Linked DNA regions of Homo sapiens: regions 1 and 2 are each linked to region 3. A link is a contact called in ENCODE Hi-C data. All regions are on one chromosome and are shown on one strand. The core of a region is the stretch at or near the end of the contact, and the rest is flanking DNA. Distances in the headings are between cores, read along the strand shown.

Evidence for each region. Hi-C counts contacts between places; a loop is a spot of excess contacts on that map. Pooled maps may share reads with other maps.
Region 1: a map of CD4-positive, alpha-beta T cell shows a loop between it and region 3 (6-fold over the local background). The contact joins the promoter of TASP1 here to the promoter of KIF16B in region 3. A Hi-C loop is called at or near these places in 3 of 168 maps with a recorded cell type or tissue (CD4-positive, alpha-beta T cell, CD4-positive, alpha-beta memory T cell and naive thymus-derived CD4-positive, alpha-beta T cell) and 11 of 50 pooled maps.
Region 2: a loop to region 3 is called in a map of CD4-positive, alpha-beta T cell, with 15 times the contacts of the local background. The contact joins the promoter of LCDR here to the promoter of KIF16B in region 3. A Hi-C loop is called at or near these places in 2 of 168 maps with a recorded cell type or tissue (CD4-positive, alpha-beta T cell and naive thymus-derived CD4-positive, alpha-beta T cell) and 10 of 50 pooled maps.

Annotation. Positions count from the first base shown.
Region 1 is chr20:13,637,589-13,640,521 of GRCh38, reverse strand. TASP1 (taspase 1) reads left to right here and starts at 1,590. Exons shown (of 14, transcript NM_017714.3): 1 at 1,590-1,628. RefSeq lists a silencer at 1,690-1,839 and enhancers at 2,030-2,119, 1,733-2,233.
Region 2 is chr20:18,792,375-18,795,594 of GRCh38, reverse strand. It overlaps LCDR (lysosome cell death regulator), which reads right to left and starts at 1,546. Exons shown (of 1, transcript NR_026885.1): 1 at 1-1,546. It overlaps LINC00652 (long intergenic non-protein coding RNA 652), which reads left to right and starts at 1,011. Exons shown (of 4, transcript NR_026883.1): 1 at 1,011-1,427; 2 at 1,792-1,930. RefSeq lists an enhancer at 1,331-1,870.
Region 3 is chr20:16,572,198-16,575,092 of GRCh38, reverse strand. KIF16B (kinesin family member 16B) reads left to right here and starts at 1,645. Exons shown (of 26, transcript NM_024704.5): 1 at 1,645-1,864. The coding sequence starts at 1,818. RefSeq lists silencers at 1,609-1,738, 1,525-1,754 and an enhancer at 1,367-1,888.

The DNA.
Region 1 (2,933 bases), core at 341-2,840, 2.9 Mb after region 3:
GCACTATATAACAAGGGCCCCATTTTCTCCAGCTTCCAATAACATCTTCCTTAGCTCCCTTTAAGCCCTCATTGGCAGCTTCCTCAAGTCCTTTTAGACTCTTGTTAATACTTTGGATCCCTTCCTGCTCTTGCTGCTTCACCTAGTTCCAAAGCCAGTGCCACACGTTTTACTTTTATGATGTTATTATGTTATGTTTTGTTATAATATCCATCCTACTTCTAGGTAACAAAATCGGTTTCAGTTACTATTGCTATGTAATAAACTGTTATTCTTACTATGTAATAAACTTCTTCCCCTTGCCCCTCCCTAAGAAGTCAGTGGTAGAAGAGAAAGAAAAAAAGCCCCAAGTTACATAATAAAACCACATAGGTTATATTTATAATAATGGTATCAGTGGTTCTCGAACTTTTTGGTTTCAGCATACCTTTATACTCCCCAAAATAGTAGAGAACACTCCAAAGCTTTTGTTTCTGTGGGTTACATCTATTAATATTTACTATATTAAAAATTGAATACAAAGCTGAAATGTGGCTGGGTGCGGTGGCTCACGCCAGTAATCCCAGAACTTTGGGAGGCCAAGGCAGTAGGATCACCTGAGGTCAGGAGTTCGAGACCAGCATGGCAAACATGGTGAAAACCCGTCTCTACTAAAAATACAAAAAATTAGTCGGGTGTGTATCGAGCGCCTGTAATCCCAGCTACTCAGGAGTCTGAGGCAGGAGAATCGCTTGAGCCCGGGAGGCAGAGGTTGCAGTGAGCCGAGATCGTGCCATTGCACTCCAGCCTGGTTGACAGAGTGAAACTCCATCTCCAAAAAAAAAAGAAAAAAACCAACAAAAAACTGAAATGTTAAAAAGTTATTTAAAATAACAATAATAAACCATTATGTGTTAATATAATTAAGACATTTTAATGAAGAATAAATATTTTCCAAAAACAAAAAAATGTGGTAAGAAAAGTGTTATCTTTTGCATTAGTGTAAATTCCTCTATAGCTGGCTTAAAGAAGCCAGTTAGATTCTCATTTCTGCCTTTACATTCAGTTCGACGTGATGTTTTGGTGGAAGTATAAGGAAAATCCATCAGTCATGGGTCATCAAAACCCATGACTGGGTTTCGGTCTTACATCCTAGCCGATAAAAGACCGCCTACACTCCTTCCCCCTGGGCAAGGCTCGTGCCCCAACTCCTACAAGCAATGCAGGCTGAACCTTAGTTTTCCCTACCGTCTAACAGTGCTCTAAGGATTGAAAGAAAGTAACTCTTAAGCGACACCTAGATAAAATGATGGTCAGTTTAATTTCATTTCTCATCACAGTATTAGTCAATCAACCACTCAGATATAATCACATCCTGCGGGCTTATTCAGGGGCGGGGTGGGTAGAGATAAGCAATAGCGCATGCGCAGCTCAGAACGAAGCCCCAGGTGGAGTTAGCGCTGCACCTCTGAGGCCAGGTGAGCCGCTCCGAAGCGGAGGGCGGAGTCAGAGCCGCTTGTGGGAGGCTGCTTCCGACCACGTGGTACCCCGAATGACCAATGGGGAGACTTGATGTCAGCCCCGCTTCCTCACCCTGGCAACGGGCGGGTGACTACTTCCGGTGCAGTGAAGGCTCGGGGCTGAAGCGGGTGAGTGTCCCTCTTTCCCACGCTGTCCGCGCCGCTGCCGCCTCCGCGCTGCTGCCTCTGTGTGTGGGCCCCGTACGCTAGCTGGGACGTCCTCTCCGGGTCCGAGAGGGGGCGGCGCGCAGGACACCCCTTGCCCCGGGCGGGGCTAGAGGAGGGGGCCAGGATGTCCCTAGTTCCCTAGTCTTGGTCGCTCTAGGCGGCCCCGTCGTCCCCCTTCCCAGCCTCATCTCCGGCTTGGCGTCCTCGTGGCCACCGGGGAAGTACTGTCTGTATGTGGGGAGTTCTCGCAGTTCTTCACCCACTTTGCAGTCTCAGGCTGGAGATGTCTCAGAGTCCGAGGTTCGCAGACAGCCGAGAATGTGCGCCTTGTCCTGGGTGGCGGGTTGGGGGTAAGGCAGCCCCTTACTTAGTAATAGAGGCCTGATGAGAGTCCTGCGGGTCGTTAGCACTTACTACTCAGGGGGAGGAGGAGGAGGAAGAAGAGGAGGAGGAAAGGACCGAGAAGATGGAGCAGCTGGAGAGGAGGGGGGGAAAGCAGGAGCTAGAGATGTCCTGGAAATCGAGGGTATCGTGTTTCCGGAAGGAGAGAGTTCAACTTTCCTGGCTTCTGTAGGGGAGGGGAAGGAAAGGTGTGTTAGGGGCCATTAGATTGCTGAATTATTATTATTCTTTATTAGCGAAGGAATTTTTACTTATATTCTTAGGAGTTTAATAATTTATCTTTTTTGTTGTAAATAAAACTTTTCCCCACCACTTACAAAAAGCAGTGCTTACTAAGGAACATCTGGAAAATGCAGAAATAGTTATGAAGAGATCACCTATAGTTCTGCCAACCCAGCATTTTGATCTTTTTTCTAATATTTTATTCATATTAACCTATTTGTGATCATAATGTATGCGTGTAAAATACGGTTATAACTAAGAGGCATAGTTACATACATTGTGTTCATTGCACGGATAGATTGTCTTTTTTCCTCTTGAGAAAGTCTTATTAAGGTATTCATGCACCATAAAATTTATTCTTTAAAATTGTAAATTTCAGTGCTTTTTCTCATATCGCAAAGTTGTGCACCCATCACCACTATCTACTTTCAGAACATTTTCATCACCCCCAAAAGAAATCCTATACTCATGACAGTCACTCCCCATTAGATTCTCTGCTTTCTCTCCCAGGCCTTGTAACCACTAATCTACTTTCTGTATCTATGGATTTTCCTATACTGGCATTTCATATAAATGGAATCATAGAATATATGGCCTCACTTGTCTGGTGTCTTTCAGTTAGTATGTTTTCAAGGTTCATCA
Region 2 (3,220 bases), core at 297-2,796, 2.2 Mb before region 3:
CCAATGGACTGATCCCTTCAATGGATGACAGGACCCTCTATGGCTGAAAGACTCTAAAGTTCTTAGTTCTTAGCTGTGACAGGACAGAGAACCGACATGTCCCACCTGCAGCCACACCCATCCCCTTATTATTACTAGATCTTATCAAAAGCTGACTTGAAGAGGAAAAAAGGCCAAAAGACTTCTTTTCTTCACCTAACCGCCGATGCCCTCCTTTTGGTTTTATGGTTCCAACCTGACAGCTACTCTGGGCTACAAAGAGCCCCTTCTTGACAGATGACTGCCAGCTGCAGGCTAGATCAGACTGGTCTCTGGAGATTGCACAGATCGTGAACTTGTGCCCTATGTTTCACCTTTTTGCATTTACAGCCTAATTATAATACATTTAAATGTTAAATCTTCACCCCAGAGTGAACACAGGTCATCCGCTTTTGGATATTCTTCATATGTAAGCCCAGTGCGTGTCTCTAACGAGTTTCCTCCATGAATTTTCATAGGCTTCTCCTGTATGCTACAGAATACGTATATCCTACCTCTCCACCTAGCATAAATACCTACCTTTTCTCCTTCAAAGTATGCTTTATGGCCTCAGGTAGAGGCCTGCTTCCTGCCTGCAAGTTGTAACCTCTTAGAAATAGTTATATTTTGTTTATTTTGATTCTTTTCAGTCGACACATGCAAACAGGAACGAGTTGGCTACTTGAGGGTTGGTTCCTTGTGCATCTCAGTGAGTCTTGAAAAACCCCAGATCCGTCCTTCCTTCCTGCCGCATGTCATCCTAAGGCCAGTGTCTGTCAGGGAGGCAAGGCAGCAGCAGTACTTTTGGGAAACATCCAGAATAACATTAAAAAGCCCCTTTTTCCCCACACGTGTCTTTTATCCAGAGGGTCTGTTTTCCACAAGTTCTTCAGTGATTTCTCCCCAGTCTCATTGGCTGGGATTGGCTTTCACGCCTCTTAACAGGATTGACCATGGTTCATCAAGGGTCAACTTGAAAGCTGAACCCTGCCAACTTTCCCTGAATCTCCTGACTATGGTGGAGGAGTGTGGATCCTGGAACTAAACTGAGGTGATAGGGAGGAAAAGAGAGAAATCAACAGTAAACGCTGCACATCCTCTGTCTGGTAAATGTGCATCACTGATTGTATCCAATCTAGATTCAACCAGAGAGACGGAAGCATTAAGAATGACATAGAATATGGAATTTGCTATAGGGATTTGAGCTTCTACATTTGCGGGAAGGAGCGAGTTGAACACTTAGGAACAGCTGTTGCTGCCGTGTCTGGTGGGGGGCCTGAGAGTGGCAGGACAAGCAGCCTGCCCCAGAAGTGGAAGAAACTGAAAGTGGAGTCCTGAGAGCTGAATCTGCCGCAGGCCCGCGGGCCGCCCGGGAATTAGGAAAGTTAGAGGGGATCCACGCCCACAAGGTAAGCCAGCAGATGGGGACAATTCCCCGGGCTGCGACAGTCCCTAATGTCGGGCACCTACCTTTCAAGCCTACGAGACGACAACACTGCGTCACTTCCGCCTCACGAAGCCCGCATCAGGTCACGTGGCGTGTGCTAACCCCGGAAACCTACAGGCAAGGAATTCTGGGAAACGTAGTTCCCGCTTAGCTAGGTTGACATGGTACAAAGCCACATTACCACGCTAAGTGTGGCTTTGATTTTTAGAAACCGCCTCATGCTAAGTCTAGGGAATACAGTGGTTGAATGGGGTGAGCGCTGACCTTTAGCTATTCTGGAGGAACATGTCACTTTCACTTATTTTCTTTCATGTTTTCCCACCCAGTGCTATGGACTCTGATCGCCCAACCAGAGCAAACCCAGAAGGACAACTCTCCAAGCCTTTCAATCACTCCCACTAACCCGTATTGTGGACACACTATTGTGAGGCCTACTAAGGATGTACTGCTGATGACCTTTTGAAGGTAAGTCAAATGCAGTTAATCCTAAGAGGTTGGTTAGCCCCCTGCATCTTACTGAACACAGTAAATCAAAAGCGCTGTGCCCTTGAGACAAATATGATAAATTCCCTCTGCAGTTTTGAAATGTTTATCAATGCTAAACAAGGTAGGGGGATGTGGGGAGCATGAAAACAGAAAGACAAGGTCTGACAGACACATGGGAGAGATGTCTGTTTCAGAGGCTTAGTTCAAGTGGTTACTGTATTTAGGCTATTTAATTTAAAGGTGGTTACTGTATTTACATACACATCAGAGAAGTCCAAAATTTTAAAGTAAAGATCAGTTTGCAAAGATCTTGTCAAATTATTCGTTTTAAAATGAGGACCCTTATAACAACACAGGTACTTGAAAATATTTTGCTAATGAAAGAAGCTGGACACAAAAGATTACACCATGTACAATTTCATTTATATGAAGTTCTAAAACAGGCAAAACTAATCTATGGTGGGAAAAAAATCAGAATAGAGTTCACCTTGGGAGTTGGGGGTAGACTTAACTGGAAAGGGGCCTAAGGACACCTTCAGGGATAATGAGTGTATGCATTTGTCAAAATTCACCATAGGGGTGAAGAGCACTGATGTCTGCCACTTATTTGAAAAGCATCAAAAAATAAGATGGATTGATGGATGTATACAAGCGTAGGTAGACATATACATAAAACAAATACAGCAGAATATTAATTGCAGAATCTATGTGGCGAGTATATAGTTCAGCCCAGGTCTGAGTCATAGACAGATGGATGTCATAGATAGATAGTCATAGATAGATACCGAAATACTGATTGGGGAAGAGATAGTAAAGAAGTCATGGGAAAAGGATACAAAAAAAGAGAGAAAAGTGGCCGGGCACAGTGGCTCATGCCTGTAATCCCAGCACTTTGGAAGGCCAAGGTGGGCGGATCAGGAGGTCAGGAGAACGAGACCATCCTGGCTAACACGGTGAAACCCCGTCTCTACTAAAAAAAAAGAAAAAATACAAAAAATTAGCTGGGCACGGTGGCGGGCACCTGTGGTCCCAGCTACTTGGGAGGCTGAGGCAGGAGAATGGCGTGAACCTGGGAGGCGGAGCTTGCAGTGAGCTGAGATCAGGCCACTGCACTCCAGCCTGGGCGACAGAGCGAGACTCCGTCTCAAAAAAAAAAAGAGAGAGAAAAGTTACTGTCAGTTAATAGGAAGATATCAACAGACAGTCCAGACATTCAGAATATTTAATGTGATTCACTCTAACCTTTAAATTATATGATATACAATCAAC
Region 3 (2,895 bases), core at 396-2,895:
CGTGGCTGTCTCTCAGACCCGCGCGTTGGGCCCGAACAGTTTGTCCCCACGCAGCTCCCATATAAGGCGGGCCCCTCCCCTGCCCCAGCCAGCTAGGTCGCCGCGCTGGCTCCCTGGCGGCTTCTCAAACCAACCCGCCGCTACTGCGCATGCTTGGCAAGCTCGCCCGCTCCTTAATATCCTGCTCCGGCTGTTCCTGCCACCCGTTGGTCAAATTCGCACCCAGCTCTGCTCCAGACAGAGGGAAAACCCAGTGATTTCCGGGCTCTAGAAACAAAGGGAGGCTATGATTCCCTGCTGGCCCTAGGGGTCCAGGGAAGGTTATGGAAAGATAATTCTTTGTGTAAGCGGGTTGCGTACTTGCAGACATCATCCCACTTGATGCATTCACCACTCTATGCCGTTGTTCCTGATTTGCAGATGAGACAAGAAGCCTCAGAGGCGCCCAGTAATTCAGAATTACAGGCTGACAAGGCTAGTGTTGGAGCTAGGACTTAAAAACAGGAGTTCCGCCTCCATTCCTTGCGTCTCCCATTATAGCTTGGCTTCCTGGAATGGCTGCTCCTGTGGCTCGCAGGTGGGCTTCTGGGTGTGCGCAAACGATTTCATGCATGCTCGATTCACTGAATGAATGAATGCATTTACCTTCTACACAGGAAGGGAGGTGGAGCTCACTTCTACCAGAGGCCCTAAGCCTTAAGATACCAGTTGTCGGCCTGGCGCGGTGGCTCACGCCTGTAATCCCAGCATTCTGGGAGGCCAAGGCGGGCGGATCATTTGAGGTCAGGAGTTCGAGACCAACCTGGCCAACATGGTGAAACCCCGTCTCTACTAAAAATACAAAAATCAGCCGGGCGTGGTGGCACGCCCAGCTATTCGGGAGGCTGAGGCAGGAGAATCTCTTGAACCCGGGAGGCGGACGTTGCAGTGAGCCGAGATCGCAGCATTACACTCCAGCCTGGGTGACCGAGCGAGACCCTGTCTCAAAAAAAAAAAAAAAAAAAAAAAAATACCAGTTGTGTTCGCCTTTAACTCCCTTATGATTAAAACTAAAAATTACTAAAGTGTACAAAAGTGCAAAACAAGTCTAAATAAGGTTTGATTCTAGCCAATATAATGACATTCCCGCACACATTTAAAACATCCAACACCCTATTAATTTTCGTTTATCGGTATCCCGAGTTAAGGGGTCCAAAACATACGGTCGGACCTCCTTAGGGTAGCAGAGAAGGCCCTAGCGGAGTTTGCCACCAACAAGCTGTGATCATCTCTGCGCCTCAGTTTGTTCGTGTGTAAAATGGATACGTTAACTCATGTTTGGCTGGGTGAAGCCAGGTTCTTGTTAAGGGCTGAAAAACTGGCTTTGGTCACCTGACCCCAGGACTGTGATCCTTGCCGCTGGCTTTAAATTGCTGCGATCCTCTTCTCTCCAGTTGTTCAGGCCATGAGGGTGGGTTCTAGTTTTCCTGAAACCATCCGCTCCGGGTCGCCCCCATAACCTCTGCGCCAAGGTCCACAACGTGGCCTTTCCAGACTTGCAGATCCCGGAGGCTGCTTCCAGGCCCCGCGGCCCCGCCCCTCTGCACCGCCCGGCCGCCGCCAAACCGTGGCGCATGGATCACGCGGGCCGGAGCCGTTCTGGGCATGCTCAGTGGCCTGGCAGGTGGGGCTGCCGCGGAACTCCAGGTCCGGCCGGGAGCAGAGGGGCGGGGGCGAGAGGGAAGTGGGCGGGAGCCGCGATCTGAGTAGCCAGCGTCGCCGGCGACCGCGGAGTTCTGGGCTAGTGGGACCCCGCGCGGGCTGGTTCGGGATGAGCGATGGCATCGGTCAAGGTGGCCGTGAGGGTCCGGCCCATGAATCGCAGGTGAGTGGGGCCGCCCGCGCCCCGCCCCCTCGTCGCGCCCCCACCCAGAGGAAGCCTGTTTCCAGCTCCCCCAAAGCCAGCCTGGACTTAAAAGTGTCACCGGCTGGTCCCTGGCCCACCGGGCCCAGGCTGTGGCCTCTGGGGGCCTGGAGGACTTCGTGCACTGCTGTCCCGTTCACATTGCCCTGGAGAGGACCCTGGTGGTAAAGGAGAAGATTCTATTAACTCTCTCCATCGTATTAACTTGAGATGTTCTTGTTCCCCCTTTAAAAAAGCATCAAGGGAACGTTACCATGAAGATGTAAAATAGTTGGGGGGAAGGTGAGAGTGCTGAGGGGGGGCACCACGAACTGTCAGGTGAACCCCTCATTTCTACCAACTCAGAAGTTCTCTTAACAATTAACCATGCTACTTTTTAATCTTTCAGTTAGAGATGATTTTGATTCCCTGAATGTCTAATCGATAACTTAGCAGTTCCTAACTTCATGTTAGAGAGTGGATGGGAAAACTTTGACAAAGTCCTGACTCCTAGAAAAAAGTCAGGGACGCTTTACACGTGTTTGAAATACTCTGATATTAAGAGAGAGGAAGAGTGTTACACACAAAATTTAATCTTGTTATATATTTCTACGAAGTAATGCTTTTTCAGAATCCTTCTCTTCATTCACTGAAAAATAGCCTGTGCTCCCTTTTCAATGACCTCTTTTTAATCCGTTTAGAAAGTTTCTTTGGAAAAGTTACTTTTTAAATTGGTTTGACTTCAAAGAATGAGGTAGAAATGGGATGTGTCCTCCAAGGTGACAGGCAAGGTTCACACAGAGCCATTTGATTTTATTGACTTCTCTACCAAGTTGGTGGATATTTGACTTACCATAGGGCCTTTTTGCTTTTGTCATATCAACTTGTGGAGGTTAATGTTTGGTAGTTCTGATGCCTGATTGGGGCAGCCGAAGGCCATAAAATCAAAAGATTTCCAGAACCTTATTTGACTCATCTAAATCTGTTTCTTCTCTTGGCAAGTAGGGAATCAT